3 separate regions of the Homo sapiens genome follow, and all the other regions are linked to region 2. A link is a loop called in an ENCODE intact Hi-C map of the cell type or tissue named here. Cell type or tissue: heart left ventricle. All regions are shown on one strand. Links, peaks and the distances in the headings refer to the core of each region. The heading gives the core; the rest is flanking DNA. Region 1 overlaps SLC38A4-AS1 (SLC38A4 antisense RNA 1). Region 2 overlaps SLC38A4-AS1 (SLC38A4 antisense RNA 1). Region 3 holds the start of LOC124902923 (a long non-coding RNA gene).

Region 1 (10,498 bases), core at 1,649-9,648, 120 kb before region 2:
GAATTGCTACACAATGTGCCATGTTCCTTTGTGACTCCAGGGATGAGCTTATTGAGACATGGAGCAGTGTACAATGTGAGGCACATCATTTTCTAAACTGTATTCTGTAAAAACTACTCCCAAGATAAGTTCTTTGAAAAGAGGGTATCATAGTTAAATCAAATTGAGAATTGCTGCATATAAAAAGATAATCTCTTGCAGGTTCATGATATGCCCTCTTTTCCACAGAGCCTAGACCAGGTCTCAGAATTCTTTCAACGTAGTGCTCTAGTAAGCTCTACTAATTGACTGGTTTTGGTAGAGGAATGGAAACTACTTACCGTCCTTTTTCTACTCTGGCCTAGTAAGTTTAGAAGCACTTAAAAATTGAATGAGGGCAAAATCAGGGGCTGCTCTGTGGCTTAGGACACCAGGGAAGCTATAAAAGAGAGTGCTAGCCCTTTTGTCTAAAGTCTTGTGTGGGAGAGTATTATTTACCAACTGAATCTATAATAGTAGAAGTTTTGTTCTGATAATGGGTTAGATAACAAAATGCCTTTGGGTGTTCCTGGGTACAGAGAGAGCTGGGCTTCTTAGCAAAAGCAGTTAACCAGGAGACAGGTAGACAACCCAGCAGGTAGTACTGCTACAGAATGCAATGTATGAATACAACTTTTCTCCAGGAATTGTATGGAATACTGCCACATCAACACACTAAGGAAGAAAAATTGCATAATTATGTCAATAGATTCATAAAAAGCATTTGACAAAATCCAACAGCCATTCATGATAAAAACTCTCATAAAACTAGGAAGAGAAGGAGAACTTCCTCAACTTGATAAAAAATACCTGCAAAATCCCTACAGCTAATGCCATACTTCATGCTGAGAAACTTAAGCTTTCCCACTGAGATCAAGAACAAGGCACGGATATTCCTTCTCACCACTGCTTTTCTCAATATCATATTTGAAGTCCTGGCTAATGCAATAAAAGAAGAAAATGAAATAAAAGATATATGGATTGATCAGGAATAAATAAAAGATTGCTCACAGATGATATGATTGTCTGTGAAGGAAATCTGAAAGAATCAGCAAAAAATAAAAATAAAAATAAAAAAAATCCTGGAACTGAGTGATGATAGTAAGGTTGCATGATGCAAGCTTAATATTCAAAAGTCAATTGCTTTCGTATATACTAGCAATAAACAGATGGAATTTAAAATAAAAACACAATACTATTTACATTCGCATGCAAGGAAATGAAATACTTAGATATAAATCTAACAAAATATGAACAAAAGCTCTATGAAGAAAACTAAAACTCTGGTGAAAGAAATCACAGAAGAACTAAATAAGTGGAGAGAGATTCCATGTTCATATAGAGAGCCCAGAAATAGACCCACATAATACAGTCAACCAATCTTTGACAAGAGCAAAGGCAATACAGTAGAGCAAAGATAGTCTTTTCAACAAATGATGCTGGAACCATGAACATCAATATGCAAAAAAAAAAAAAAATGAATCTAGACACAGTTCTTACACCCTTCACAAAATAAACTCAAAAGAGATCACAGACCTAAAAGTAAAATGCAAAACTCTAAAACTCCTAGAAGATTAACACAGGAGGCAATCTACATGACCTTGGGTTTGGCAACAATTTTTTTTTTTATATATACACCACCAATGGCATGATCTATAAATGAAGGAATTGGTAAGCTGGATTTTAGTAAAATTAAAAACTTCTGCACTGCTAAGAAAATGAGAAGACAAGTCACAGACTGGGAGAAAATATTTGCAAAATACATCTTTGATAAAGTACTGTTATTCAAAATATACAGATATATTTTAAACTCAGCAATAAAAAACAAACACCTCAGCTAAAAAATGGGCCAAAGAACTTAACAGACACCTCATCAAAGAAGATATACAGATGGCAAATATGCATGTGAAGTGAGGCAGCACATCATATGTCATCAGAGAAATGCAAGTTAAAACAACAGATACCACTACACGCTTATTTAAATGTTCGAAATCCAGAACACTGACAACACCAAATGCTGGTAAGGATGTGGAGCAACAGGAACTCTCATTCATTGCTGGTGGGAACACAAAATGGTGCAGCCACTTTGGAGGGCAGTTTGGCAGTTTCTTAGTAAACAAAACATACTTTTACTATACAATCTGGCAGTCACTGTCCTTGGTATTTGCCCAAAGTAGTTGAAAATTTATGTCCACACAAAACTCTGCATAGAGATGTTTGTAGAAGGTTCATTCATAATTGCCAACACTTGGAAGCAACCAAGATATCTTTTAGTCGGTGAATAGGTAAATAAAATGTGGTACATCTAGACAATGCAATATTGTTGAGTGCTAAGATGAAATGAGCTATCAAACCATGAAAAGACATGGAGGAATCTTAGATGCATATTACCAAATGAAAGAAGCCAATCTGAAAAGGCTACATACTGTATGATTCTAACTATATGGCATTCTGTAAAAGGCAAAACTATGGAGATAGTAATACGATCAGTGGTTTCAAGGGGTTAGTGGGGAGCATGGGATGAATAGACAGAAAAGAGAGGATTTTTAGGGCAGTGAAACTACTCTGTATGTTGCTATCATAATGAATTCATATCATACATTTTTCAAAACCCATAGAATGTATAGGACCAAGGATAAACCCTAATATAAACTATGGACCTTGGGTGACAATGTAGGTTCATTGATTGTAACAAATGTACCACTCTGCTGGGGGAACGTTGATAGTAAGGGAGTGCGTATGTGTGTGTATAGGGGAGGAGGGAATATATGGGAAATCTCTGTATTCTCTGCTCAATTTTACTGTGAACCTAAAGCTGTTCTGGAAAATAGTCTATTTAATAAAAAAATATATATTTAAAAATATAATTATTATTCTCATACACATTCTTTGTCCTGTTTTCTCATTTCTTTTTCTAGCAATCCTACTAGTCAGGTATCGAACTTCTTAGCTTAACCTTCTAATTTTATTTCCTTTTCTTTCCATTTCCCATTTTTTTGTCTTTTTGTTTCACGCTCTGGGAAGTAGCTCATTACATTCCAAACTTCTATTGATTTGTTTCCTGTAGTATTGTAAAATTTTCATAATAAATAAAAAACATCTCTGAGTTTTTTTTCCCTCACTCCCTGTGTCCCCTTACACAGATTCTGTTTTTCATTTCGTGGTTGCAGTATCTTTTCTTATGTATATATGTTGATGTTTATCATGGTTTTATTTTTATGTTTCATCCTTTTTCCTGAAATATCTGGGATTCTGTTAAGTTCTAGTTTTTAATGTCTATTTCTTTTTTACATTTCAAGCTTTCCTTCTATGTCTGGAGTTTTTGTCTCTCCATGTATAGTTAAGAGTGAGGCACCATAAAGCTGGCTGGGAACTAAGTTCAGAGTATTATTGTAGATGATAGTGATGGCAGCTGCAGGCTGCCTGGAGAGGCCACTGCTATCACACCAGTGGCTGCAGGGAGGGCACGGGGAGGTGGTGGACAGCCGTCCTGCAGCCCACAGCACTGGAGGCTACTGCTATGGGGCTCAGCTGGGTTGCCTGCTTGTGGGGGAGCAGCGTGGCAGGGGAGAAGTGTGGTTGGGCAGACGGGGGCCCTGAGGTGGAGGTGGGCCCGGGGCGGTGCCATACTTGCACATGGAGTGTGAGAGTCGGCCCTCGTGTGTGGAACTGGGGTCATGCTTTGGAGGCCCAGGGTGGGAAGTGGGAGTGGTACCTGCTTTGGGGACCTGGCCAATGGTGCAGCCACTGTGCCCACCCCGTGGAGGGCGCCGGGTTCCTGTATCTCGGGAGGAGGCTCTGTTCAAGGCCACCCAGGTCTGTATCCCCAGGGTCCACCCCCCACTGGGTGACTGCCGAGCCTGACACTCCCAATGGCTGGGCCAGGGCTGCAATCCGCTAAGCCCTGGGCCACCCCTGAATGCTGCGGGAATCAGGGAGCTCATGGCAATGTGGCCCCTGCCCCCAATGCTGGCCAGGGCACAGTGAGCACCTGGAGTGCCCACCCCAGGCTGTTAGGGGCTGTGGCTGTGGCTGCATGCCCACTGAGCTGGAGGGGGCTGGGATCAGGCAGGAGCCTTCCCCCCATCCCCTGCAGCCCCCCACCTCTGGGTTGTTGCAGCCTCCCAAGTCCTGGCTGTGGACTGGGCCTTTTTGCACTGTTGGGGGCCCAGGAAGGCCCCCACCTTGCCCTTGCAGGCCCTGAGGTGCCTGCTCCCACTGCCTGGCCTCTCCCCACTCCCAGCGCCCTCTCAGATCTTGGAGAGTGGTTGGGGCTGAGCCTGGGCACTGTAACAGTCTAGCTAGGTGGGCGTGTGCTCAGGGAAGTGCTGACACAACAGCCCCCTGCTGTCTTGGCCCCCTCTGGACTTTGACCGCTGACAAGCCTGAGGGCAGGGAAATCGAGGGGGTCACTGAAGGTGGCTGGGAGCTGGCTTGCAGGTGCCCATTGGTGTGAGCAGCCTGGGTGCCATGGACAGTGGCAGGAAGCAGACAGCCTCCTGGATGGAACAGGGCAGGTCCCCAGTGAGGCCCCACCTTCAGGCCTGGGAGGGCCTGAAGGCTGGGGACTGGGCTGCCAGTCCCACAGACTGGAGTGGGGACTTGTGGTGCCTTTTCTGGGACCTCCCATGGCCACCCATGGACTAATTGGCAGGCACTCCTCTGAGGCCCATAAAAGCCCTGGGCTCAGCCAGAGTAGAGCAGAGCAGATGACAGAGAGACGACAGGATGACCATCTGCAGAGAGGAGCTACCCTCTCTTCTAGGAGATGAACACTCGTTGGGAGACCCTGGCTGTGGAAAGGAGCTACCCACTGTGGTTCCCCTCTGAGCTGTTCTGTTGCTCAATAAAGCTCCTCTTTCTCTTGCTCACCTTCTACTTCTCTGTGTAACTCATTCTTCCTGGTTGCAGGACAAGAACTCAGGAGTGGTGAGGTTAAAAGAGCTATAACACAAACAGGGCTGAGACATGCCCCTTGCTTGGCATGTTGCAGGTGAAGAGAAGGAGAGAAGAGCTGTGGCCCTTTGGGGTGCCCAGTCCTGGGGGCTCCCGAGCCAGTGCTGTGACCCCTTCCTTGGGACCCTGGTGTCTCCAAGCTTCCAGGTGCCACCATGTTCCCTGGTGCCAGCCGTGGAAGCTGCTTGTGGTTTGTCTGGTCCAGCTGTAGCCTGACAGAGAGCCGGTGCCCATGCTGGTACTTGGAGCTGCCCACTCTGCTGTAGCAGCTGCACAGAGGTTTCCAGCCAGAAAAGTGCTGCCCCAAAGATCCCATAACAATAGGACAGAGAGTTAGCTTTTCTGTTAGTTGGGCCACAAATATTAGTAAAAATGGCTTTTTAAGTATGTGGGTTTATTTAGTTTTGTTTATTCATAGAAGGATTCTCCAATTTGTTACCTTGCAGGTATCAGCTTAGTTGCCAGTGTTCTGATGGGGGCGGGGTGTGTGTGGTGGGGTCTCATCTTTTTATTTACAGACTTTCACTCAACCTCCCAGTTTTAGTCTCATGGGTCATCGTTAGCCTCTCTCTTGACCTTTGCTGGGCTGGGCAATTCCATGGCTAGGAGGTTCTCTGGTTTATTTTATCCAAAGAATGAACAATCTATGTTTTAGGGGGTGAGAAGGAATAGTCAGTGGGGCTTGGGCATCTAATCCTATGCAGATTTGAAGCCAGTCCTTTTCTGCTCCATATCTCATCTCCACTTTCTGTGGAACTCTTTGGAGAAGATTCTGGAGTGAATTTTTTGTATCTAGATAAAATCCCCAGCTGTAGAGACTGAGTTTCAGCTTTTTCTGTTCTACTAAGGCAATCACCATGCTTTCATCTACTTTTCATCTTGAAAAAAAAAAATGACATTGCCTACTCTTAAATTCTCTTTGTAACTTTTCGCTTTTTAATAGGAGACAAAGAAGATGAACACATGATTTCATCCACCATGTTTAGCCATGGATAATATGCTTTCAAATCTATATAGTTTTTAATGTCAAGGGAAAATGCTCAGTTTGTGAAAAAGTTAAAAGAAAAAACTGTGAAAGGAAGCATACCAAGGTTTATTTCTGGGCTGTGAAATTATTAGTGATCAGTTACTATTTTGTTTAAAAAATCTTTTCTGCATTTGCTAAATTTTCTATAATAAGTAGATAGGCACTTTCATGAGAAAATAACTTAAAAATACATTTACAAATCTATACTGATGCTTACATTAGCTCAGCAAGGTCAACTTTAATTGCAGTGACCTGAAGAAGGAAAAAATGTTTATTTTCTTCATGCCAAATATTGAAAACCTTTAATAATAATTAAATGTATGTGGTAAACAAGCTATAATCTTTCAGATAAGAAATGGTGAATTTTCTTTTCACTATTAATGTGAATTCAATTTCTATAGACAATGGTTAGCAATATATATTTTAAGATTATATAACTGGTAGATATTAAAGATCTAATGTAAGAATGTACTCCATACGTATGGTTACTTTGATATTAGAAGGTGCTTTACAATACCTGACTATAATCTAAGAGTATTCCAAAATGGGCTATAGGAAATATCAGCTCCATCTGATTCTCTGCAAAGAAATGTTTGCAAATTGTTACGTAGTATTTTATTTTCCTGGAGCAATAATTCACATTAGGGAACTGAAGCCTTGGAGTATACTGTGGTAAAGAAACGTGGCCAATTTTATCGATTTAACTGTTTGAATAAGAGTTTTTGAAACTTATTTTGACTGTGAAACCCTTTCTCCCCCAACAAAATCCCTCCCTGTAATCCTGGCCATTATCATTATTATTGTTATTATTATTGCCACTTAAATTTAAATGTCAGTGTTTTATTCATTTCAGGCAATAATGATGTCCTTTAGGCAGAGAGATTATGAAGCCACACTTGACTTTTCTGGTTTGGTAGACTCGAACCATTCAATTTATTTAGTGACTGAGTAAAGTAAAAGTAACTATGTTGGATAGGTCCTCCATTGCTTTAGGCAGGAAGCAGGAAAATATTTTACTGCTCTTGTGTTGTGGGTTGGAGTAATTTCCTCATTTTGTTTTCCCTTGTTCTTGGATAAGGCTTAGAAGGTCAATGGTTCCAAGTTGTTTCCCAGCAGCCATGGCATTTTGTAAAGCCTGAAGCATCTTGTGGGAGTGTATTTGCTGAAATATATCTGTAGGTGCTGGTTATTGTCAAATTGTACGTCTGGAGCCCTGAGATATGAAGGTTTATTGTCTAATTTTCAAGTAAACACAATTTTAATGAAAGTAATCATTTAGGGATTTTCTTTAGCACATTTGCTTTGTATGTCTGGACTCCTTTTATTAAAGGAAATGGGAAAATAATTTGGGAATCTAAAATAAATCAGACTTTATCTGTTGATACTGTTAAACTGGACTATCTGAGCATAAAAATGGTGGGATTTACAATAAAATAAATTGCTTGGAAATAATTGGCTCTTCTAAAGCAGTTTTTCAAAGCCTCACCCTCTAGGTAGTCCTTTCATAGTGGGAGGCCACTGGGTTTATTACAAAGTTTGAGCGTCTAGACAGACAGGTTGCAGTTCCACTACACAGCTCTGAGATATTACTATTGGTACTATTAATAGCAACTTTTATTGAGGGCTTAGTGTATGCTAGTTATTGTGCTACAGGCAATACATGCATGAGCTCTTTTAATTTTTACTACACTGCATCAGAGAATTGGACTAGAAGGCTCCCTATCTTTCTTCCAGCACTAAATATCTCAGGAAATATGTCTCAGCTGCCAGACCTTTGTTCCACTCTGGGGAGATGGGGAAGTCAGGAAGCAAAGGAATCTTATCCTCACTCAAAGGGGTGTGTAGACAAACTCAAGAGGCTGAGTTGGAACTCAGAACCATTTTCCATTCCAAACCAATACATAATCTAGTATAACATATATTATAATCAGATGGCTTAAGTGGGCTTTTCTGGTGGCCCAAATGTCTGATAGCTATTAAAATTTATATAGCATTGTTTTCTTGAATCATACTCTGTTTCAATTGGGTAGGGGAAGAGGTGGCTTGTATTGGGATTCACGGGGCCATTCTGTCATGAGGGTAGCTGGGCAGACAGAATTCTGTTTATATGTTTTAAACACAAGTTATTTCATCCTACACGTAAGAAAATTGGGCAGTGTGTGTCACTCCCAAGTGGGTCACTCCTTCTTCTGATGTGTAGGCACGATAGAACTCACCATCTATCCTTTATCTTCCTAAAAAGGTCTCTTACAAAACACTCAGAGGGAGCTTGCAGAATTCGTAGGAAACTGAGCTGAATATTTATTGAACTCTGTTACTTTTCTGATATCATCTTTTTTTTACTGTCACCGTTTGACTGGTTATCTTCTGAAAGACTACTGGAAAGAATTCTTTGCTCAGTTCCTATTAGGGTTTTAATGATTTCTTTCTTACCCCATTAGGAAATATTAACAACTGCATGTTAAATAGTTAACCAAATAAGAAAGATAAAATCAATCAGTGTTTAAATTACATCTGCTGAGTTTAAATCATTTAGTAGGTAAAGGCTTCCTTATCTTTCAAATGTGAAGCCTTATTAGAAAACCAGATATATTTTTTTCAAGCAGCTTCAATACTTTGGCAGTTCTTGGAGATTGGCTGGACCGTTCAGTTTGAAGCAGACGGATTTACTAGGGCCCCAGATCATACAGCCAAGGGTTTATAGAGATTCTGGCACTTCTAACAATCATGAAAAGGCAGCCCTACACAAAATGCCAAAGTGTGAGCAGAGGGACTGTGACAGGGCCTCTTACAAGGCTAAAGAAATCCGACAATCAGAGATCTATTATTTTGGCTTATGATTTTGTCACCTAGTAAATTGTAAAAACCCTGTGTGAGAGTCAGCCTTGTGAGTTTATCAAAAACTTTCCTGGGAGCAGCATTTCATGTTGATGATTAGGACAAAACTGGACAGCTAGGGCTGGAGACAGGGAATTGACAGTGGTCGGCACATTGGTGGGAGGAGGGAGGGAAGGCTGAGAAAAGGCAGCTGATGATGAGCGGAAGGCTACAGACAAATTTTACCTATTTCATTCATTTCTTTATTCGACAAATATTTATTGAGAATCTACTGTGTGTGAAGCACTTTGTTAAGGGCCAGGGAAGAAATAATTGGGCTTCTGGAAGTTCTGACTGTGGGAGAGAGGCAGCCCTGTCAACAGGTACTAACGGCAGTATGTAAGAAGTGTCACAGTTGGAGCAGGCAGCGAGAAGGGGAGGATCCCAGAGGAGAATGTGTGTGTAGCAGGGTCACAGGGAGCCATCTCGAGATGGTGATGTCTGAATTTTTTTCTTAAAACATAAATAGAAATGTTTACCCAGATGAGAAGCCACTGTAGGCTGAGAGACAGCCTGGGCAAAGGGCACTGACTGAGAGGTAGCCCGGTTGTATTAGTCTGTTCTCACAATGCTATAAAGAAATACCTGAGACTGGGTAATTTATAAAGAAAAGAGGTTTAATTGGCTTATGATTCTGCAGGCTGTACAGGAAGCAAGGCAGCATCTGCTCAGCTTCTGAGGAGGTGTTGAGAAACTTACAATCATAGCAGAAGGCAAAGGGGAAGTGAGGCGTCTTACATGGCAGGAGCAGGACCATGAGCATGGAGGGGGTGCTACATGCTTTTAAACAACCAGATCTCACTGGAACTCCCTATTGTGATGACAGCACCAAGGGGGGATGGTGTTAAACCATGAGAAACCGCCCCCGTGATCCAATCACCTCCCACTAGGCCCCACCTCCAACACTGGGGATTACAATTGAACATGAGATTTGAGTGGAGACACAGAGCCAAACCATATCCCTGAGCAAAGGTTGCGGGCGTAACAAAGAGTTTGCATGGGGGTTGAGGCTGAAACTCAGGCCGAAACACTGTGGAAGACCCTCTTCTTTAGGGATTTAGGACTTGATTCTGTAAGCAATAGGGAGGTTCTAACCAAGGAAGGGGCCTGACCACATTTGTATTATTGAGAGATGGCCTTGGTCACCGTGAAATCTATGGATTGGTGGGAGGGAGTGCATAGAGAGTGATCACAGGGGCAATGGTGCACAGTTTTGACCATCTCGTGTCTCTGGCATGTCCTAGTGCTTGAGAGTACCCTACAAAGAGGACTGTGTAGAAGCTGTGTCTCTATAGCTTGCAAGAACCTCAAGCAGATATTTTCTTGTGTCTGCATTTCAGATGTTTGTTTTTTAAACTATAACTCAAAGCCAGGAAGACCTATTAGCATCAGGGAATGCAATGATCTAAGTCTTGGATAATTTAGATAGGATTATGCATAAGTGCTATTATTTGTATATTCCTATTGAACATTTTCAGGATATTATTAACTCATTTGAACAGCCCATCAACACAAGAACTAAGAATAAGGTAAAATTTTGTTAAACTCCAGTCAAAAGTAATTGCTATCCTATTACTGAATCATAATGTTGGTATTTTTAAAGGTCGCTTTCAAAGGCAC
Region 2 (10,498 bases), core at 934-8,933:
CTACCCAGCCTCAGATATTTCTTTTTTTTAAAATTTTATTATTATTATACTTTAAATTTTAGGGTACATGTGCACAATGCACATAGCAACACTAGACAGACTAAGAGATCTAAGAACTGTTGATGTTTCAGTTGGTTCAGCTTTTCACTTTTTGTTAGGTCAAAGTGGTAACTTTCAAGCTTCATATGTGCTGGAAGATGCTGCTATGTTTTTAAAATAAAATTTTTTTCAAAACATAGTTAATTTTATGGTAACATTCTTGAAAATAGGTAACTCTCTCTGATAGTTTTCAGTTGTAATTTTTCACACCTCATAGTTAACTAGTTTAAAGGATTACAAAAAATATTTAACAATATCATTAGTTAATCTGAATAATGGATGCAAAAGTAACTATTTTGACAACTGATGATTTTGATAACTATGTACCTCTGAAAAGCACTTTGGTCAGTGATCATAAGAAAGATAGTATGGAGAGTTTGGTGAAGTGGAAATGTTAAACTATTTTCTAGCAGTAGAGTTGTTGCTTTTTCATTAACTAGCACTTGTTCTTACATCAATTCTTTTTTATATCCTCAAAATCATAATACCTGAGTTCGGCAGTTTGTTCCAGGGAAAATAATTTAATCTGTTTTAGCCAAATAGAATGCCGTCAGTTACCCTTATTTCTCTGAATTTAACAGGCATGTGAAATTGAATCCCATGAGCTACACACACTACTTTCTGATATTTATTATCTTGCTGAAGGTGAGCAGAACAACAGCTTTGCTCTTGTCCTATGATTTTAGAGATAATATCTGGTTGGCAACTGGCTTGGGCACTAGTGCTTTTGGAGGTGGTGTGTTCATCTAGTTGGAACCAGGGGCAGAGATAGCATCATTCCCACTGCGCCTGATTTAACTTGGCTTTGGATGATATCACAATTGGGGTTGGAACTTTCCACAGTAGATTATACAAATTTAACCATTATTTCAAGATTTTATCTTTTTGTTTGAACAACTCAGCTCCGGAGATAACATTTTATAGACTTATGCTCCTTCTAAACTAATGTTACTGTCGTTTGTATCTATTCTGATGTCTTTCCCATAGACAATGGATTTTTCTGAGTCATCCTTGGTCTATTTTTTTCCTGATCCTCACTGGGTTATTTGTGAGAGAGCTGGGGCCACTAGTAAAATCTCTGATTCTTGGTTACTGATTTTATCTGTGCAAAGCAAACCAGAACAGATGGATGAAGCCATTGACAGAACCTCTTACTACTATGCTGCGAAGCAGAGGCTCAGACTGTATTAGAATGATTAATGTACAGGTGGGGGTTTTTGTTTTGATCCTGATTACATCTTCAGCATTTTTGGATAGGATAAAATCTGTAAAGTAATGTTTATGGAAGTAAATAGCTGATTGATAAGACAGTCTTGGTTAGCCCTTTCAATCAGATGTCTGTACATCAAGTAATAGAGCTAGGCTAGGCTATCACCCTTGAGTTCCAGATGAAAGGAAGCCATTTTTTATTCCTGAGATTGTGTTCATTCCATACTTCTTATTTGACAACAGAATATAACACCCCTGGATCAGTAGAGCCAGAGCAATTTGGAAGGTCAACATTCAACATACTTAGAGCTAGAAGGGCCAATTTAGACAATTTAAGCAAAAAGATTATTTTCTTTGAGTATAGACTGTCTGTCCAAGAAGACTCAAATTCTGTTCATGGCTATGCTCTAGTGTTTTGGCTGGCGGGTTTAGAGGTTCTGGTGTTTTCCCACCTCTCCAAAGTAAAATATTGACACAAATGAATTCAATGAGTTGATGAGGGAAGAAGAATTAGTTGGATGAGATTGAGCAGATTCTGAGATTTTGTAAACATCTTGGTGCTTTGGGAGGACTTGGGCATGATTTGATGTCTTCTGATGGGAAGGTGAAGCATTCTGGGCAGCTGGTGGAACTCTACACTTCAGATTTGCTCTCTTGTTTTCTCCTCTAGAGCTGAGGGCTGTGCCCTGCCACCGGGCCACAAAGTGTCACAGGTATGCCCAATGCCCAGCCAGCACTACATTCTGGTTCTCACAAGGGATCCTCTTCTCAGTGATGTCCTTCAAAGCTAGCTGGGGCTTAGGTGTGCACCCCTTCCCCCAGGACCCAGAAAACATGTCAGGTTGTCCTGGCTCCCCAACCAGCCCAATCCAACCCTAAATAAAAACCTGAGCTTAAAAGAGGGGCAGATTTCTGTATACCAGTGGATTATGCAGTTGAGAAGGAAATTAAGAAACCTGAGTTCTCTCCCCAAATATGCTCTGGATTTGGGCTCTCAGCTTTCAGAGTGCTGATTTATTGTGTTACATTGCACAGCTTATTATAAAGCTAACTCTTATTCTTACTATAACCCTCCTGCTTAATTAATTCAAGAACATTTAGTTCCAGGTACTAAGATTAGGGAAGGCGGTCTGAACCTCCTTGGCCTGAGCTTCCTATTTCCACGTGAAAAGACCTCCACTAGTTTCACCCTCCAGGCACTCCCACCTAATAATACTGAGATAAGAGGCTGGTCAGCCAGGTGTGTCTCAGCCCCTTCCTCTTTCCACAGATTATTGCCTGCTCCTCCAAGCCCTTCACTGTAGAATGGAAGCCTGTGATTTTCCTGGCATCATGCATGACTGAGAAGGTCAGTGTGGCTAATTCTGAGCTTCAACATCAGGAAACCCGTAGTTCTTCACACTGAGCCGCCTCCTGCAGCACAGTCATCCTTGGTAATAAAGCTGATATTTTAATCAATATCTGTCTTACTCTTTCATCTTGTCCCTCATTTGGTTTAGAATTCAGGTGGGGAAAACAATTGTTTACTTTATCGGACTCCTAACCATGTGCTTGGCAGACACAGGTGAATAAATACAGTCTCTATTCTCAGGAAATTCATAGAGCAATGGTGGGAGGTGGGTAGATGGAAATGGAAGCAAAAAAAACAATGTGAATTACTGTAACTAGGGAAGTGGTGTAGTGGAGTTCAAGAGCTTCAGTTCTGGTCTCATTCAATCTTAGATGCATTCCCAAATGTGCCATTTAATAGATGAGTGACCCTGGGGAAGTAATTTTACCTCAGTGCCTCAGTTTTCTCATCTATAAAATGGGAATTATAATACCCACCTCACAGATTGTAAAGATTCAATGAGATAATACATCTAAATTGTTCAGCACAGTGCCAAGCATGAAGAAAAATCACCCTTTTGACCATTGTTATTATTAGAAGTGTGACATATATGCTGTGTAATCTACAGGAGGGCACCTGTCTCTTCACGTGAGTGCTATTATCCAAAGAGAGGTAGAAAAGAATTCTGTCTATATCATAGAGCAATGATAAGCAAAGCAACCCCAGACTGTAGCTAATATATATTTTGGGGCATCACTCTGTAGGTTCTAGTTTGCTTTTCAGTCTGTCAGTTGGGTGGTAGCTACTCTCCAGCCTGGCATCAGGCACCCAGCAGAGAGGGACCGGCAATCACCAGGCTAGTGCAGCACGAATGTATATTGGTTTATGAAAGCAGCTACCTCCCACATGCAAGAGAAGAGTAAAAGAGAAGAATAGAAGAGGAAAGAGAAGAAAAAAAGGAGGAGGCGAGGAAAAGGAGGAAAGGGGAGGGGAGGGGAGGAAAGGGAAGAAAAATGTATAATTCAGTTCCTTCCAATAAATATGGCTGTGCAATAGTTTACATTAATATTACCAAAGTGACCAAATTAATGTATGAACTCACAGAATAATAATTCAAAATTGATACAAGGAAGTCACATGTAAATTAGGATGGACAGAAGACACATGGAAAGAGGGATGTGCATAAAAGATGCAGGGGAAAGCCTTCATGAAAAAATATGGAAAGGAAATAGAGAACTGTACTACTATCCTCCTCTATCTGTCAATTTCTACTAAGAAGTTTTATACCCTTAAAAAATCATAAAGTTCACATATACACTTTCTCATCTACACTGTCTCTACAAGATACTCAGTCTTTATGAGATGACTTTTTTCATATCCAGTTCTTGCTCTTGTTTTAATGTTCTGGTACTTCAATCACTTTGCAGCAGGAAGAAGGAGACCCTTTTTTTTCCTTTTTTTTTTTCCTTTTGAGACAGAGTCTCGCTCTGTCACCCAGGCTGGAGTGTAATGGCGCAATCTCGGGTCATTGCAACCTCTGCCTCCCAGATTCAAATGATTCTCCTGCCTCAGCCTCCTGAGTAGCTGGGATTACAGGCGCGCACCACCACGCCCTACTAATTTTTTTTTTTTTTTTTTTTTTTGTATTTTTAGTACAGACAGAGTTTCACCATGTTGGTCAGGCTGGTCTGGAACTCCTGGCCTTGTGATCTGCCCACCTTGGCCTCCCAAAGTGCTGGGATTACAGGTGTGAGTCACTGCGCCCGGCCAAGACCCTCCTTTTCAATACCATCATCCAACCGTCTACTTATGACCACACCCCGCCCACCTCCATCCACCTGGCTACTTATTCCAGCTGCAGCAGCCTCCCTCTCGCTCTTTAGCATTTGAGGTTCCTCTGGCTGGGATGTCCATCCCCCTGACTTCCACACTGCTTGCACCTTCACTTTCCTTAGATCCTACTGATACTACCTTATTGGGAAAACTTTCTCTGGCCACTTTTTTTCAATGAGAACTCTATCTCCCCAAAATACTCCTTCCCTTTTCTCCTGCTTTATTATTCTCCAAAGCCATAATCTCCATCTAACATGGTATATACCTTTACACGTTTGCTGGCTTATTGTTGTCTTTCCTTCTGTCTTAGGTTGGATTTCCTAGAAACAGAACCTGAGAGAAGAATTCAGGTGCATATTGAGGGAATGCTCTTCAGGAAAACCTGTAAAGGGAGGGAATGATGCAGGATAGTGTGAGTGAAGCAGCCGGGCAAGGGTGTGCTTCCAGGGAGGTCTAGCCATGAGAAAGAATTTTTCCGGTGCACTAATTGCATCTGGAAGCAAGAGGCCCACTCTTTGTACCCTCCTTTCAGTCGTTGGCTGTGTGCTGAGTTCGGGGCATTGCGACTTCCTGGCTGAGGCAATGCCCTTGCACTGAGGTCAATTCTCTTTCGAATGGGACAGATGGGAGCCAACATGCATAGAAACTGGGAGCAGAAGTGTTGGCCATGTAAAAGGGACCCAAGACAGGCAACTAAATGACATCTAACACTTCCATTACAGTATAATCTCCATGGTATTTCAGACTCTCTGGTTTGCTTTGTGCTGTATTTCTAGCACACAGAACACAGCCTGGCACATAGTAAGTCTTCAATAAATATTTATTGAATGACTTAATAATCTTAGTGAACTAGTGTAATGTGTATGCCAGGGGACAAAATGGTGAATGAGACAGACATGGTCCCTGCCCTCGTGGAGGTATGGTTTAATGGGAATGCAGACATTGGCAATTTAAACACAGTTTGAACAGTTCTATCATGAGAAAAGCAGGGTGGGCTAAGAACACACAGTAGGGACACTTAAACCCCAGAATTTGGAAAGGGAAAGTACTACAAACTTTGTGGTATGGTGAAGGTCTGTGTTTTTCATTGTAATTATTCACAGAAAGCAGAGGGCACATTGATAAAGTTGGGAAAATATTTGCAAGACTGCAGAATTACTATGAAGATTCTAATTCAGTTTTGTTTCAGCCATGATTTCTGTCACAGATAGAAAGATCAAAGGTTGAACAACCTGAACCAGGACTTCTTACATTTGCCCCGTGGTCTGTCTGTTGTCCCATCTTCACAATGAGAGGGTTGAACTTGAATTTCCTTCCTCGGGTCTCTGGAGGGGTCTGGGTATTGGGCTCTGCCCATTCTGTGGTAGGAAATGAGGGAGTGCCAGCCAGTCAACTATTAGTGCCAGCCAGTCAGTATTTCCTGGGATTGAGAGATTCCCTTGGACATTTGAGAATTGGCATAGTTTTCCTTTAAAAGTATCAGTGTGGTATTTATTAGGTGGCTTAGTAATTAGGTCCATTTAAAAAAAGAGAACTCAGTTCCCCTGAGGATTTGATGATGCCTTGGCCTCAGTTGGTGCTTGGTAACCCCGGTAATCAATCAATTTACTTGTATAGTCTGGTCTGTCTAGGGGATTCTATACTGCACGGATGCAAACTGCCTTCCCCAATTTTTCCCAATTTGGTTTATACAGCTATGTGTAGCATCCCACATATTTGGGGGAATGTGTGTGTGTCTGTGTGTGTGTGTGCATGCATGCACGCAAGAGCTTGTGAATAGTTGGGGAAAGGCCATACGAGTTGAACTGGGGCAGTGTCTTCAACTACAGCATGACTGTTTTGGAGAGAGGATCTTGCTCTGCTGCCCAGGCTGGAGTACAGTGGCACAATCACAGCTCACTGCAGCCTCAACCTCCTGGGCTCCAGTGATCCTCCTGCCTCAGCCTCCCAAGTAGCTGAGACCACAGATGTGAGCCACCAAACCCAGTTAATTTGTTTTGTACTTTTTGTAGAGACAGGGTCTCACTATGTTGCCCAGGCTGGTCTCAAACTCCTGGACTCAAATGATCCTCCTGCCTTGGCCTCCCAAAATGCTCGATTATAGGTGTGAACCCCTGCGTGCAGCCTACAGCATGACTTTTAATGTTTGATAGTCATGTGCCTTTAGACATTTTCATAATTCATCCTGGAGAATGGTAAAAAATAAGTTTTGTTGAAATATAAAAAGGCCATTGAAATGTCACAGAGTGGTTTACCTAACAGTAAATTATATAAGGCCTGAAGGTAGGGGTGGGAGAGGGGATATTAGTCAGGAATTTCTAGTAATTTGAAGCCATGCAAAAACAACAATGTTCTCAGGCATTATTGTGTTTGTTGCTAACTTTTGGCCGAGCGATTTTGAGAGTTTTTAGCTCTTCCCAGTCTGGGCAGTCACATTGGGCTTGTCACTTCTGCCTCTCACTTGTGCTGTGTTCATGCCCTGGATGGGTGCTCTTGATTGGCTGCTGCCTTACCCACCCCTTGGCACAGCTGCCTTGAGGTCTGCCATGTTCATTGGGGCCCACTCTGCTAATTTATTTTGCCAGCTTTGTGCTTAAATTTCTTCTAGATTCAGAGCTTTGATTGAAGGAATATAATATGTCACAAAAATAGCTGGTTTCATTTACCAAATACTAATTTTTTGCAAGATGATAGTTCTTTAGAAGGAGATATTTCCTGAATGCTAGTTAGTTATAAAATTTGTTTTACATAAGTTTGTTGAATGTTGTAATATTTGTGAAAATAGAGGTGGGTGCATAATGTCATGGTTTGTTAATTGAATGCTGACCTAAATAACGATACGATGGTGTAATGGGAGGAGTCCTGGACTAGCAGGCAGGAAAGGTTAGCTCTTGGTACTGCTTGGTTGTGACCTTTGGCAATTCCCTTGACCTCTCTTGGCCTCAGTTTCTCTACAGAACTAGATAATGCATAAGGCTCCTTCTAACTCTATAAGCAAAGTTCTAAGTCTATGTAGCTGGAAAGCTTGCAAAATCAGCAAGGGTGTGTGTTTTTATTCACATATCTTAAACTCATCTCCTAGAACTTTGGGTCAAAATTGACCTTGTGAAAAATAAAACCAAACAGTTGAAGGCTCTAGCTTATCTGACACCCTAACTTAATTTTGATCAAATGTTGTTTTTATATGAAATAGATTACTAAGATAATAATATGCTTGGGTAAAAGGTATTGGCTCTAGACAAAGGAATTGTTTTTTTTAGCTCTGCCAGTTCTTATAAGGGAAAGCTGATATTTTCATCAGGAATGGGGTACAGTCTCCCTTGGGAGAGCTCAATGCCATGTAAGCCAACACATATATTGCCCCAGGACTTAAACAATTCTATGCTGGAGATAATCAGAAATATGCACATATTTCTTTTTTCTTAAGCAATACCCAACAAATTCAGAAAGTTGTCATATTTGAATTGTTTTCCTTTTCAGAGGAGGGATGTGCAATACTGAATAAGGAGAGAAATACTTTTCTAGGAAGTATTTTTCGTTTTTTGTTTTTTTTTTTTTCAGAAAAAAACCACTTTTGAGGCACAATTGTCATAAAATGTCACTTGTAGCATGAAGCAAATATAGAAACTCTGTCCCTTTGCAGATAGGACTGCCTGTTAAGTGATGGCCGGTCAGACTTACTTGATGACTCAGTACAGTGAGAGACAAGCATTAGAGCTGTTAGTTGTTACTAACACTAAGCAGAATAACAGAAAACAGGCAAAATAGGGTCAAGTAGAATTGTCAATTTTTGCCTTTCAGAGTCATTAAAGGGAAGAACTGGGGCTGAGTCGTTAGAATAGGTTAGTTGTTTGAGTTATTCCATCAATCCGAAATTAGAATTACCTTCATACCTTCCTTGCCTTTCCAAACTTCTGGGCCATGTCACTGAGAGTGGCCAGGACTCAGCTGATCTGCAGCAGGGAAACCACCCCCAATCTGTGGCTACTCCTATACTTAGGCTTAAACTGGACATAAGGCCATTTCATACAATTTCAGATGTTTGTGTTTTGTCTTTGCAACATGATATATATGGTTAAAATAATATAATTAATTTTTAATATTGTAGCTTATTGAAAGATAAAAAGTGAGCCTTGCTGCTTTTTTAGCTATTCTTTTGGACACAGCTACTACAAGAAGAGAAAATATTGGCAAGCCAGGGGTTAAGGTACTACAAGGAGGGAGCAATTTTCTCTCACCTCACGAGGAGGAAAAGACCCAATAATGGATTTTACTTCCCTCCTCGATGTATTAGATTTTACGGGAAATTTAACATGGTATGTCTTTTGTATCAAATCACAGAGTGAGGGCTTTTCACTTTGAGGAAATCCTATACACTAAAAAAGGAATTTAGCAGTTAGTAGGGTAAAATTCACACAAGCAAAAGTTTTATTACTTTACAAAAGGCTCTTTTAGTGAGCCAATCCCAGTGCTTTAAAAAGAACATGTTAAGTGAGGAGCATAAGCCTGTTTCCTGAGTAATGACTTCAGTTAAATTGACACACACATAGCCAAATGTTCTTTGTGCCTGGCAGGACCCAGGAGAAATCACCTAATTTATAACTATAATGCCCATATACACTGGCATCAAAATTTCCACCCCACTTGGATGCAAAATTGTACTTTAGTGCTCAAAAAAAATTTTTTTTCTTAACTGCCTCTATGCCTTTGTATAAGAGACTCTTGTAGCTAACACCTTTTTATTTATGAGAAAAACATTTGCAAGTCTTTTATTTTTTGTTTAATTTAGTTTTTACCAGAAAATAAGGGGCCGTGTACAGCATATTCATGGAGACTAAATTAACTAATAGGGTTTAACTGTCGGTTGAGTGTTCTGAGAAAATGTCTGGGAAATGAACTTATAAACAGAAGGCCAGTGTTCAGGGTCCCTAGAGAAATAATGATGGGTCCTGCTCACTGAACATTTTGTGCCTCAGAGCGGCCAAAAGTGGGAGAAGAGGGAAAGAAAGCGACTAAGTGTGTGGAGAAGTTGGAGTGGTGTTTTTACCAACGGTGTGCTCAGGATTTTTTTAAACAACGATATGTGCAAGTCGTTATTTAGAACAATGTACGAAAGCGTATAATAAACATATGTGGATGATTGGGGTTGGCTATTAAGGGAAATACAGAACTGATTTTCCAAATGCCTTGCAGACTGCCAGACTCTGGAATGCTGGTTTTAAGCTGCTCACAAGAGCTACTACCTAATTGGAGCTCTGTGTATCTCTGAGCTTACAACCCTGGGGGACTTTTAAAAAAACTGTTGTCGTTAGAACCTTCTATTTTGAACAAATGGGCTAGTAAGAACAAAAGTAGAAGTGTCTCTTGTACAAAAAAGAGAAGACTTAGCTTAGAAAACCTAAACACACTTAAAAAAAATACCAGGAGGCTTTGATTTTTATGTTTTACTTTTGTGTTATGCATATATATCATCTGCCACCTAAAGTGATCAGGAAGGAGTCTGAAGAATGAAGATAATTTTTAAATAACAAATATTCCAATATTTGTTTATTCTGTGCCCAGGAGGCAGAGAGAACAACAAATGTGGTCCCTGTATTTTGTCTTCTCCATACTCTTTGCTCTGTGACTTCCTTTCTACTTCCTTATTTAGTCTGAATTTTAATATGTAGTATTCAAGTGGGCTCATAATGCTCATTTCCTTTCAATGAGATTTTCCAGTAAATATACTGACTCCACTGTTCACAGGAAATTACCCGGTTGGTGAGCACGTGTATAATTTTACCTCGATATATAACCCGGGGTATCTGCCTGTCTCCATGGCAGGATCCACCTCCTCTGCTGACAGGCTCTGTCTCTCTGTTTCTGCATTCATATTAAACACACAGAAGCAACATTTTACCTTTTAGAAGACATTAATTGAACAATTGATATGTAATTTTCCTTCTTGCAAAAATAGATTATAACTATTGTTTAGAATAGAAAACTAGCAGAAAAATTTTTGGAATTATAATAACATAGACACATTTT
Region 3 (10,498 bases), core at 1,607-9,606, 160 kb before region 2:
CAAAATCCTTGTATCACCTATACTTCACACTTAGAACACAGTAGTTACTCACTAAAGTTTTGTTGTGTGCATGGAAAATTATGTACTAGTTCATATGACTGTCTGATAATTCCCAGTCCTTGTGTTTGCTCGTGGGGTGCTTCTGACATGGAGGGACCTCACCTTTTTGTATGCAAAAGTGGATGATGTAGGCAAAAGTGTCATTTAAAATTGTGAATTTATATCTGTATCTATAGCTATATTACCAGTTTATTAAAAGTCTGCTCAACCTTTGACTTAAGAGCCATTCCATTTTGGGAACTTCAAAGTGCCTCTCTTTCTTACTTTAAAAAAAAATTATTTTAAGTACTATAGAGCAAGAAAATTTCATGTGGTCCCTAACCTTATATCTGTGTTGTATTTGATCATGAGGTTTACTTCTGTTAGACCTTTGATTCTTAAGAGTAATTTGAAGACTTGCCATCCCCTCTGGTTCCCCACAATCTGTTTCTGATCCCTAGTTCCCTGCAGTATTTCCCAGCAATCGGCCACTTCATTTAGCATTTTGTGAACTGGGGTTGCGTCTTGCTCAGATTTAGGTCCCTGAAGCACTTAACATGATGGCTTACCCATAGAAGTTTCTCAATATTTGCGGATCTGAATTAAGTGAAATGATATATATGGCTACCAATATCTTCCATTCTAAGTGAAAAATGAGTCAAAGATTCAGACCTATGTTTATTTTGTTTTCAATAGCCAGAGAAAAAGTGACAATGATCTTCTCATGGAATTGGCAAAAGGAGCAATGTAACCATGTGTACCACAAAGAGTAGCTGTCTCTGCCATTTGGTTTGGAGAATAAATGAAATGAAGCCATTATGAGGGCGGAAACATAAATATTATGCAAAAACAGGCATGTTTCGGTGGAGTTAATCTCTGTGCAATCCTTTCCTTCCAAGCCCAGCAGCTCTGCTGGATTCTAGTTACCAACCAAGCCCTGGGCAGGCCCTTCAAATGCATCATGGCCTTGTTTCTATCCCCAGGCTGGTAAGTCAGTTACATAAAATTACATGTTGTTTTCAGGAACCTGTATTTGTGATTTGAAGTTGGTCACTCCTTAATTGGCTAACAGGTATAATTCTAGAATTTTCCTAATTATTCCCATGAATATAAAATGTTTTGAACCTTGTAGGATTTTTTTTTTCCTCTGGGATGTGATTTACTCCTGGCTGCTCTTTTTCAAAAAATAAACTGGATGATGGCCAGAATCATAGGGTGAAAAAATAGCCCTGATGAAAGTGTTCTGGACAACTCTTCCAAAGCAGCCACTGGATTATGGGAAAAACGTTTACAGGGAGAAACCACAGAGCATGGTAAGCAGGTTCAGATTTGGTCATCAATAAGTCTATTGTTCTTATCTGGGAACCTTTTTGTTCATGGAAGTCCTTCAAAAGGGCCACACCCCTTCAGTTCTGTAGAGGTTCCCAGACAGTGACTTGGGGTGGAAAATAAAAGGAGGACTTTTTGTTTCTGACGGGGAGCTTCGCCAGGCCTTACTAGGGACTGATCTTACTTATAGCAGTGAGGCAGGCACATGGTCGATGTGCATATGAGCTGCAACGCAGAGGTCACTCCCAGGCTGGGTCAGGTGTCATCTGAGTTAGGAGATCCAAGTGTGAGGACCAGCAGCTCTAAGTGGGAAGCAAGTTATTTTATTTAGTCCCCAGGATATTTATTTGTAATATGAGTACAATAATTCCTGGGTCTAGCCTCTTTCACAAAGTTGTTACATTGATCAAATCAGAAGTGAGAGAAATAAAAAAAAAGGTAACATTGTTATCACAGCATTTTGAGATGCTGAGAATGTTATAGAAATATAGCATGCTCTTATACTTTTATTTCATTTTGAAAGAGGCAATACCCTTTTATCTTTATTAAGTGCCCTCAGAGATTAATGAGAGATGTTTAAATGAGTGTGAATATGTGAATTCACAGCCTTTCTCCACTGCAGAATGGTGAAACGATTCCAAGATGTTCTTCCTGGGTTTGAAGTCTTTGCCTGAACACAATTATGCAATGATTTGAAAGTCAGTTCCAAGATCTCTTGAACTGCTTATGAGACATTTTGTTTATTAAATAATTTTCTGAAATTGACTAGGTTTTAGTGACTCATGGATTCATGCAAACATATGCATGACATTTAGAATTATAGAACTAGAGGGGAAGAGATCAGCTAATGCACCCTGTGTTTTACAGTAAAGGAAATGGTGCCAAGAAGTCTAAATGACTTGCCCAGAGCTATATGAAGGTGTCCATGAGAAAACTGGGGCTAGAACCCAGACCTCCAATTCCCGGCTCGGAGTTCTTTCTTTTGAACAGATTTTCCGTGAATATTCTGATTACATATGCTATTTCCATGGTCAATGCTAAGCCCTTGGAAAAAAACAAAAATGACATTTTGCCCCCCAGTGATCTCAAGGTAAGATAAATATTTTATAATTGTAATGCATGGTGTCTTTAAAGAATGTACAATTCTCTGCAAAATTTATAACCCAGAAATGCTTTCAGGTACATTTAATCTTTACAATTCAGGTAAAGATTGTTATTTAATTAATTAATTAATTTTTTGAGACAGGGTCTCACTCTGTTGCCCAGGTTGGAGTGCAGTGGCATGATCATGGCTCACTGCAGACTTGACCTCTCGGGCCCAATTGATCCTCCCACTTCAACCTCCCAAGTAGCTGAGACTACAGGCACAAGCCACCACACCTGGCTAAGATTGTTATTTATGCTATATATGGAAACTACCAAGTAAGAGAGAGTGGCTTGGTCAAGGTTTCTAAAAATTGAAACAGACTTAAAAAAGATTGGGTTTTCAATTCCATTCTTGGAGTTTTTAAAAATGCAACATGAAAATTGATATTTAAGTATTTTTAAAAATGAGTATTAGTCATGGAGATAAGACTGTCCCTACTTCCCTCCTTTGTTTGGCTCTAAGCTGATGCTGGACTCTGCCCTAGTGTATCCTTAAAAGCTGATGTTCATGTCACGGCAACATTCCAATCCACAATGGATTGAGTTTTCCAGTTCATCAACAAAATCTCACTTACTTGAGAAAGGCTTGTCTGAAATCAGTAGTAGTGGTAGTAATAATAATAATAATGATAATAAACAATTGATATTTATCAAACACTGATTGTTTCCAGGTTCTGTTCTAGACACTTTACAGGTATTAACTGATTTGATCTTTCCGGCAAGCCTATGAATAGACACCATTATTATCTCAATTTTGCAGATGTTGAGACTGAGGCACAGAAAGCTTAAGTAACTTGCTCCACGTAACACAGTTAGCAAATGGCCGATAAGTTACATTTCGATTTTTGTTGTTCTTATTAAAAATGTTTACAATGATCATTTTTATATAATAACTCTAGTAGTTCAGTTATTTGTTTTGGGGCAAAGATTCTCCTTGAACCTCAGTTTTCAACTCTAAAACAATTGGGTTGAAGTGGTTGACCTTGAGGGTTTGCTCTAGTTCTACATGGTTACCAATTTATCACATCCTCTCACATCCTTCTTATGCTCTGTGGACCTAGGCTGTCCTGTCACACTCAGTTCCCTTCCTTCCCTGCCTTGCTCGATTTCCAGGGATAAACAAAAGTCACACATTTTTATCAGTTTTATTTGTATATAAACATAAGATGAGCTAGTCCTTCAAGACTTTTTAACTTGGGGAAAAACAAGGAAACTAAATAACCACTCCTGCTCTCCCTCTTTTCTCTCTCCCACTTCTTAAAATATTTGTTTTAGCAAACCCGTTTATCAAAGGTAATACAAAGTCCTCCACTAAGGAATATGAGGTCCAAAAATCCTACAGTTCTTTCCTTTATCCCAACATGTTTATACAGACAAAACCAGGTTAAAATCGACACAAGGTCAACTTGAAATGGGGAAAGAGGAAGGTGACGTCACAAAATAAACATGAAGTCTTGTGTACAAGCATCTGCAGAAGAGTTCAGCCTCACCACTTGGGTAATGCTGTTGGAATGTGGTCTGGGTTCACTGTATTTGAATGTAGGGCCGTTTAATATCAGCTAGTTCAGGACCACCCTTCTCACCCCCCATAAAGTGTGAGTCCCAGAAATTCTGCCCATATGTGAGTTTAATGGTAGGTTTGGGTACGGTTTGAAATGGAATCATCAGAAATTGTAACTTCCTTGACTCGGAATCAATGAGCTTTTCAAATAGTTACAGACATTGGAATTTGTAACTTTTCATATATAAAACTATCTTATGAGGTGCATATTTACCAAGCCTTGAAACAAACCCAAGTACTGAGATAAAAGTTCAAACTATATCGAGTGCATTGATGCTGAAAGGAACAGAAATAATTGTTTATATGTGTATTTGACATTCCACCCAGAAGGGGTTAAATCTCTGCTCTAGTTGATGTATTTTCTTCCTTATGAATTAAACACTAAAGTATGTCCATTTCATCACTTTCTTTACACACCTAACTCTCCCTTTATTGTGCCTTGTCTCCACTTGTCTGCAGAAAGATCTCTCCATATTTTGCTTCTGACGCCAAATAACCGTGATCACTTACGATGAAAGAGTATTGGTTAATAAGATTGTTGAGAAAGTTCTGTTTTGTTTATAAAGTCATTCCTATGTTTTTCATAATGTATCTTTTATCTTTGGACCAAGAGCATTGATCCCACATCTTTTTTTTGCTGAGTGTTTTCATTTGAGGTTGATTGTAACTATTTAAGGACATATGGTAACTACTTAAGGGCTTAATTATTCAATCATGGAGAGTTGGGTGGAACATGGGGACACAGAGGTTCGTTGGGAGATAGATGGAGGTTTCTCCTTACTACCTATGTGTCTCCCACAATCCTTTTACAGAGGGAGAGTGGTGAACTGTCTCCTGGAAAAGAGAAAGATTTATCCTTACATAATTTACCTATGTTTGTGCACTGAGCTGACATGTACCTCTGTATCAATGCTAACATCATTTCTCCCTCCCTTTTAGATAGGACTTTTATGAATCAGAGCGGGATTCTGTTAATTAGAAAGATGTGTGTGTGTGTTGAGCTTGGCACACCCTCTTTTCATTAGTGATAGAAGTGCCCGATAAGGGGCGGGGTGGGGGGGGGTCATGATGACCTTAACCTGGGTTCTAGTTCAATCCATAACCCAGAGGCAAAGGTAATGACGTGTGTATAATCACCACTTGAATTTTCTGCTCCACTGTATTTACATTAGAGGGAAACAAATCTTGTAATATGTACGTGCTTTCCATTAAGGATGCAGCACAAATATCAACAGTGTCCTTCTAAGTCAATATTTGCTAGGAAAAGCACAGGATGTTCTTGTTGTCATCATGGTACCAAGGCTTCACAAACTAATAAAAACATTGAAATTGTTACATATTCATACACAAGTACTATGAAGCATAACAGGAAAAAACAGGTCTACATTTTCATAAAATTAAATTCACACATGCTCTGATAGGCAAAAAGTTTTGTACTTACATAGATCATGGATGGAATTTCTGCTCTGTCTCTTGTGGGGTAAAGCAGCTTTAATATTTTATTGGAAAATAAAATTTCTTCTTTGTTGGATTCTCTTCAGATGAAACTGAATAGATGAATAATGTATATGTTTTATGACAATTAAAAAAAAGCCCTGTAATTTGTACAACTATGAGTGAGAGGAGTCAATTGACATTTGAAGCAAAAAAGATAGATAATGAGAGGATAAATGGATGGAAAATTCCACAGCTCAAAATCCCAATGGTTTCTTCAGGACAAGATTGTTACTTGAGAAGGCTCTGCTGAATTTTTGGCATTCCTGCATTATCTCACTTTGAAGATGGAATGTAAACTATGGTTTTCAGCCAGTACCACTGTTCTCTGAAGTAGATTCAATTTTATTTGCTGAAAGTTTTTGGTAACACCGATTTCTCTAAATTTAAGTAAATAGTTAATGTTTCAAAGGCCATTATTAGTCTCTCTTAGTGGAAAAGAGCAGTCTCATTTTTGGGAAGTCCATGGCAAATTTCCTTTCATGGGACTCTTACCATTAACCCAGAGACTCACTTTTATCTACAAAGGCTTTGTTGAAAATTTTGGCTACTTGTATATTCTACTGCAAATCCTTATGGGATATTGTTAAAAATTCATTTGCTATAGAAATCAGGAGGATTGCCAACAGGTATGCTCAGTGGAGGCTGGGGAAGAATCCGGTGCTGATGGTGAAGATGAGTTCCTTTGTCCATCATCCTGAGCAGAGCAGTTTCATGGATACATTTGGTGCCACTGATAACACACAAGACTTGCAAGTTTAAGTTACTTTTACTACTTTCTGCTGCAGTGTACGATTCGATAATTTTCTAAGTATCTTAAGCATTTTCAAATCAAAACAAAAATACCAAAGGAAACATCTAATAAAACTTCAATGTCTTCTTACTTGCATATTTATTAAAAATAAATAGAGGAAAGATTTTCATGAGTTATTATTTATTATTTTACTTTATTTTATTTAATTTTAATTTAATTTTATGTTTTTGAGATGGAGTTTCACTCTGTCGCCCAAGCTGGAATGCAGTGGTGTGATCTTGGCTCACTGCAGCCTCTGCCTCCTCTGCCTCCTGGGATCAAGCGATTCTCCTGCCTCAGCCTCCCCAGCAGCTGGGATTACAGACATGCACCACCATGCCTGGCAAATTTTTGTATTTTTAGTAGAGACGGGGTTTCACCATGTTGGCCATGCTGGTCTCGAACTCCTGACCTCAGGTAATTCACCTGCCTTGGCCTCGCAAAGTGCTGGGATTTACAGGCGTTTAATGGGTTTTTTAAAAAATAAAATATTCACTCATACATGCAGAAATAAAATTTTTCTTCTTGTGTTTGTATCAATAAATATCAGATACTGAAAGTTATCCTTAAACATTGGTTGTTAGTAAGATTATTTCAACTAACTAGGGATTTTGATATATGATGCAAAAAGGTCAGTTTTAAGGACACTTAAAAGATCCTTTAGCATCAGTAACATAAAAGTATAAACTGCATATATGGTAGAATAATACATTATTAGAGACTTTTATACTCCAGAATTTAGAAACATTTCTTATTGGCTTACTACTGTGATTAAATTATAAAATCAAGTTTGCATGTATATATATATATACATATATATATAATATATATATATACATATATATATATTATATATATATACATATATATATAATATATATATATACATATATATATATTATATATATATGCAATATAAAATATATAGTCATGTGCTGCTGGGTGCAGTGGCTCATGCCTGTAATCCCAGCACTTTGGGAGGCCAAGGCAGGTGAAATACCTGAGTTCAGGAGTTCAGGACTAGCCTGGCCAACATAGTGAAACCCCATCTCTACAAAAAATTAGCCAGGTGTGCTTGTGGGTGCCTGTAATCTCAGCTACTTGGGAGGCTGAGGCATGAGAATTGCTTGAACTAGGAGGCGGAGGTTGCAGTGAGCCAAGATTGCACCATTGCACTCCAGCCTGGGCAACAGAGCGAGACTGTCTCAAAAAAAACAAAAACAAATACAAAAACAAAACAAAACAAAATATACATATATATATATATATATAGAGAGAGAGAGAGAGAGAGAGAGAGAGTCGTGCTACATAATAATGTTTCAGTTAAAGTCAGTCTGCATATTATATGATGGTGGTCTTTTAGATTATAATGGAGCTAAAAAATTCCTGTGGCCTAGTGGTGGTAACATCATAATGTAATGCATTACTCATGTGTTTGTGGTGATGCTGGTATAAACAAACCTACTGTGCTACAGTTGTATAAAAGTATAGCAATGCGATTACATATAGTGCATAATACTTTATAATGATAATAAGCAACTATGTTACTGGATTATATATTTAGTAAACTATACTTTTTATTGTTATTTTAGGATGTACTCCTGCTTATTTAAAAAAAGTTAGCTGTAAAACAGTCTCAGGCAGGTCCTCAGGAGGTATTCCAGAAGAAGGCATTGTTAACATAGAAGGTGACAACTCCATGCGTGTTATTCCCCTGAAGACTCTCCAGGGGATAAGGTGTGGAGCTGGAAGACAGGGATATTGATGATCCTGTCCCTGTGTAGGCATGGGCTAATGTGTGTGTTTGTGCTTAGTTTTTAACAAAAAAGTTTAATAAGTTAAAAAATTTAAAATAGAAAAAAGCTTATAGAATGAGAATGTAAATAAAAAATATTTTTGTATAGGTATGTAATATGTTTGTGTTTTAAGCTAAGTGTTATTACAAGTCAAAAAGTTAAAACAATTAAAAAGTAAAAATGTTACAGTTAGCTAAAGTTAACTTATTATTGAAAAAGGAAAACTGTTGTTTAATAAATTTAGTGTAGCCTAGGTGTACAGTGTTTATGAAGTCTACAGTGGTGTGCAGTAATGTCCTAGGCCTTCATGTTCACTCACTGACTTACCCAGAGTAACTTCTAGTCCTGCAAGCGCCATTCATGGTAAATGCCCTATACAGGTGTACCATTTTTAATCTTTATTTTACTTATTTTATTTATTTATTTATTTATTTCTGAGACGGAGTCTGGCTGTGTCTCCCAAGCTGGAGTGCAGTGGCGCCATCTCAGCTCACTGCAAGCTCAGCCTCCCGGGTACATACCATTCTCCTGCCTCAGCCTCCCAAGTAGCTGGGACTACAGGCATGCGCCACCATGCCCGGCTAATTTTTTTTGTATTTTTAGTAGAGATGGGGTTTCACTGTGTTAGCCAGGATAGTCTCGATCTCCTGACCTTGTGATCCACCCGCCTTGGCCTCCCAAAATGCTGGGATTACAGGTGTGAGCTACTGCCCCCGGCTTCCATTTTTAATCTTTTAGATTTCTTTTACTATACTTTTTCTATGTTTATATCTGTTTAGATACACAAATCATTAGCATTGTGTTACAATTGCCTACAGTATTCAATACAGTAACATGCTGTACAGATTTAAAACCTAGAAGCAATAGGCCATACCATGTAGCATAGGTGTATAGTAGGCCATACCATCTATATTTGTGTAAATATGCTCTATGATGTTCTTACAATGACAAGATTGCCTAACAAAGCACTTATTACCATATATCCCTGTCATTAAGGGACACATGACAGTATATATTGTTTCTCAATCTAGAAAGGATTCTGAGAAAATGGTTGGTATTCAAAGCATGGCTGGCCACTGCTGGAAGAACCTGATGAACTGCATCATAGGCTTTTCACTTAGGACTAGGTTGTATGTTACGGATATATATATATAGAATTGCTCTATTGGCATGAAAGATCCTGTAGTTCCTTCAGTCTACTTTCTTCTTCTACAGTTTTGTTAGATCCAACAGCATGGTACCTAAGAAAATCATTAAAGTGGGACTTCAAGGTGTATTGTCTTCCTTTACCTTTGAGAAATTTGAACCAATAAGGAAAGTATAATACTGATAGTTTTCTATAACACTGCTGCTACGTTAGTTAAAGAGTTTCTTTTGGTGAGAAGTCACAGAAAGTGACCTTAAAAATAGGGAATTTATTAAAATGATCTGGAAGACTCTCATAGGATCTAAGAAAGAGTTGAATAGGTAGGTCTTGGGAACGTGAGATGCCATGGAAATGTACAGACCATGTCAAATGACTCAGCTCTAGGGGTGCTGGGTCTTTTAGCAGCAGATTCCCAATTCTTCTAGGAGAAAGTCTGATTGAGCCAATGTGGGTCACTTTGGATCAAAGAGCTATGGTGAGAGGGGCACTAACGATCATGTAGCACATACCATTGTGGGCTTGGCCCGAAGAGGAAGAAGGCATATAATTTACTATAGCTGGGCAGCCACCATGTTAATGAATTTAGAAATTATAGCTTCCAAGTTCTACATGAAATGTTTATACACATGCACACATACATAATAAAAAAACCTCATGGTTTCTTATACATTCAGGAGCTATAGTTAGCATGTTTGTAGGGAGAAATTATTGCAATATCAAGTAAGTAGTTTCAAGGAATATTATCTTCACTAGCATAGCCACGCCATTTCGTCAGAAGCTTACCATGAAGTCATTGGAATAGAAATGTAGGAAATGAGAAATAGCATATACTGTAACACATATTGAGTAGGTAAACACATATACAAGTCAAAATGCCCCGTGACAACAAAACCCCAATCTATATGTGTCCTTGGCTTCACCCATGGGGACTCAAGAGTACTTGTTAATTTATTCACTGAATTGATTTATCTTTCTTTCATTTTCATTTTATTTTATCATGGTAAGAACACTTAATATGAGAACTACCCTCTTAAAACATTTTTAAGTGTGTGCAATACATTACTGTTGACGATAAGTAAAATATTGTACAGCAGATTTCTAGAGCTTATTCATCATGCTTGACTGACACTTCATGCCCATTGATTAGTAACTCCCTATTTCCCACAACCCCCAGTCCTTGGCACCACAATTCT

Evidence for each region. Peaks named below come from ENCODE experiments on the same cell type or tissue, not always from the same donor. Only the 100,000 strongest peaks of a DNase experiment are listed, where the experiment ranks them.
Region 1: a loop joins it to region 2, with 2.1 times the contacts of the local background. A loop is called at or near these places in 17 of 110 quality-filtered maps.
Region 3: it touches region 2 in a loop (2.4-fold over the local background); 12 of 110 quality-filtered maps call a loop at or near these places.

The regions. Positions count from the first base shown.
Region 1 is chr12:46,526,873-46,537,370 of GRCh38, forward strand. All of the region lies in intron 3 of SLC38A4-AS1 (SLC38A4 antisense RNA 1), which reads left to right. Among named protein-coding and RNA genes, the nearest start is that of SLC38A4-AS1, 150 kb to the left of the region's middle. In heart left ventricle, for the core only: no CTCF peak of the experiment used is centred there; a DNase peak (open chromatin) is centred at 5,158; H3K27ac peaks cover 1,802 bases.
Region 2 is chr12:46,649,812-46,660,309 of GRCh38, forward strand. SLC38A4-AS1 (SLC38A4 antisense RNA 1) reads left to right here. Exons shown (of 4, transcript NR_125380.1): 4 at 2,579-2,768. Among named protein-coding and RNA genes, the nearest start is that of SLC38A4, 170 kb to the right of the region's middle. In heart left ventricle, for the core only: no CTCF peak of the experiment used is centred there; no DNase peak of the experiment used is centred there; H3K27ac peaks cover 971 bases.
Region 3 is chr12:46,488,756-46,499,253 of GRCh38, forward strand. All of the region lies in intron 3 of SLC38A4-AS1 (SLC38A4 antisense RNA 1), which reads left to right. LOC124902923 (a long non-coding RNA gene) reads right to left here and starts at 5,715. Exons shown (of 2, transcript XR_007063284.1): 1 at 5,517-5,715. RefSeq lists a silencer at 1,231-1,525. In heart left ventricle, for the core only: no CTCF peak of the experiment used is centred there; no DNase peak of the experiment used is centred there; H3K27ac peaks cover 4,415 bases.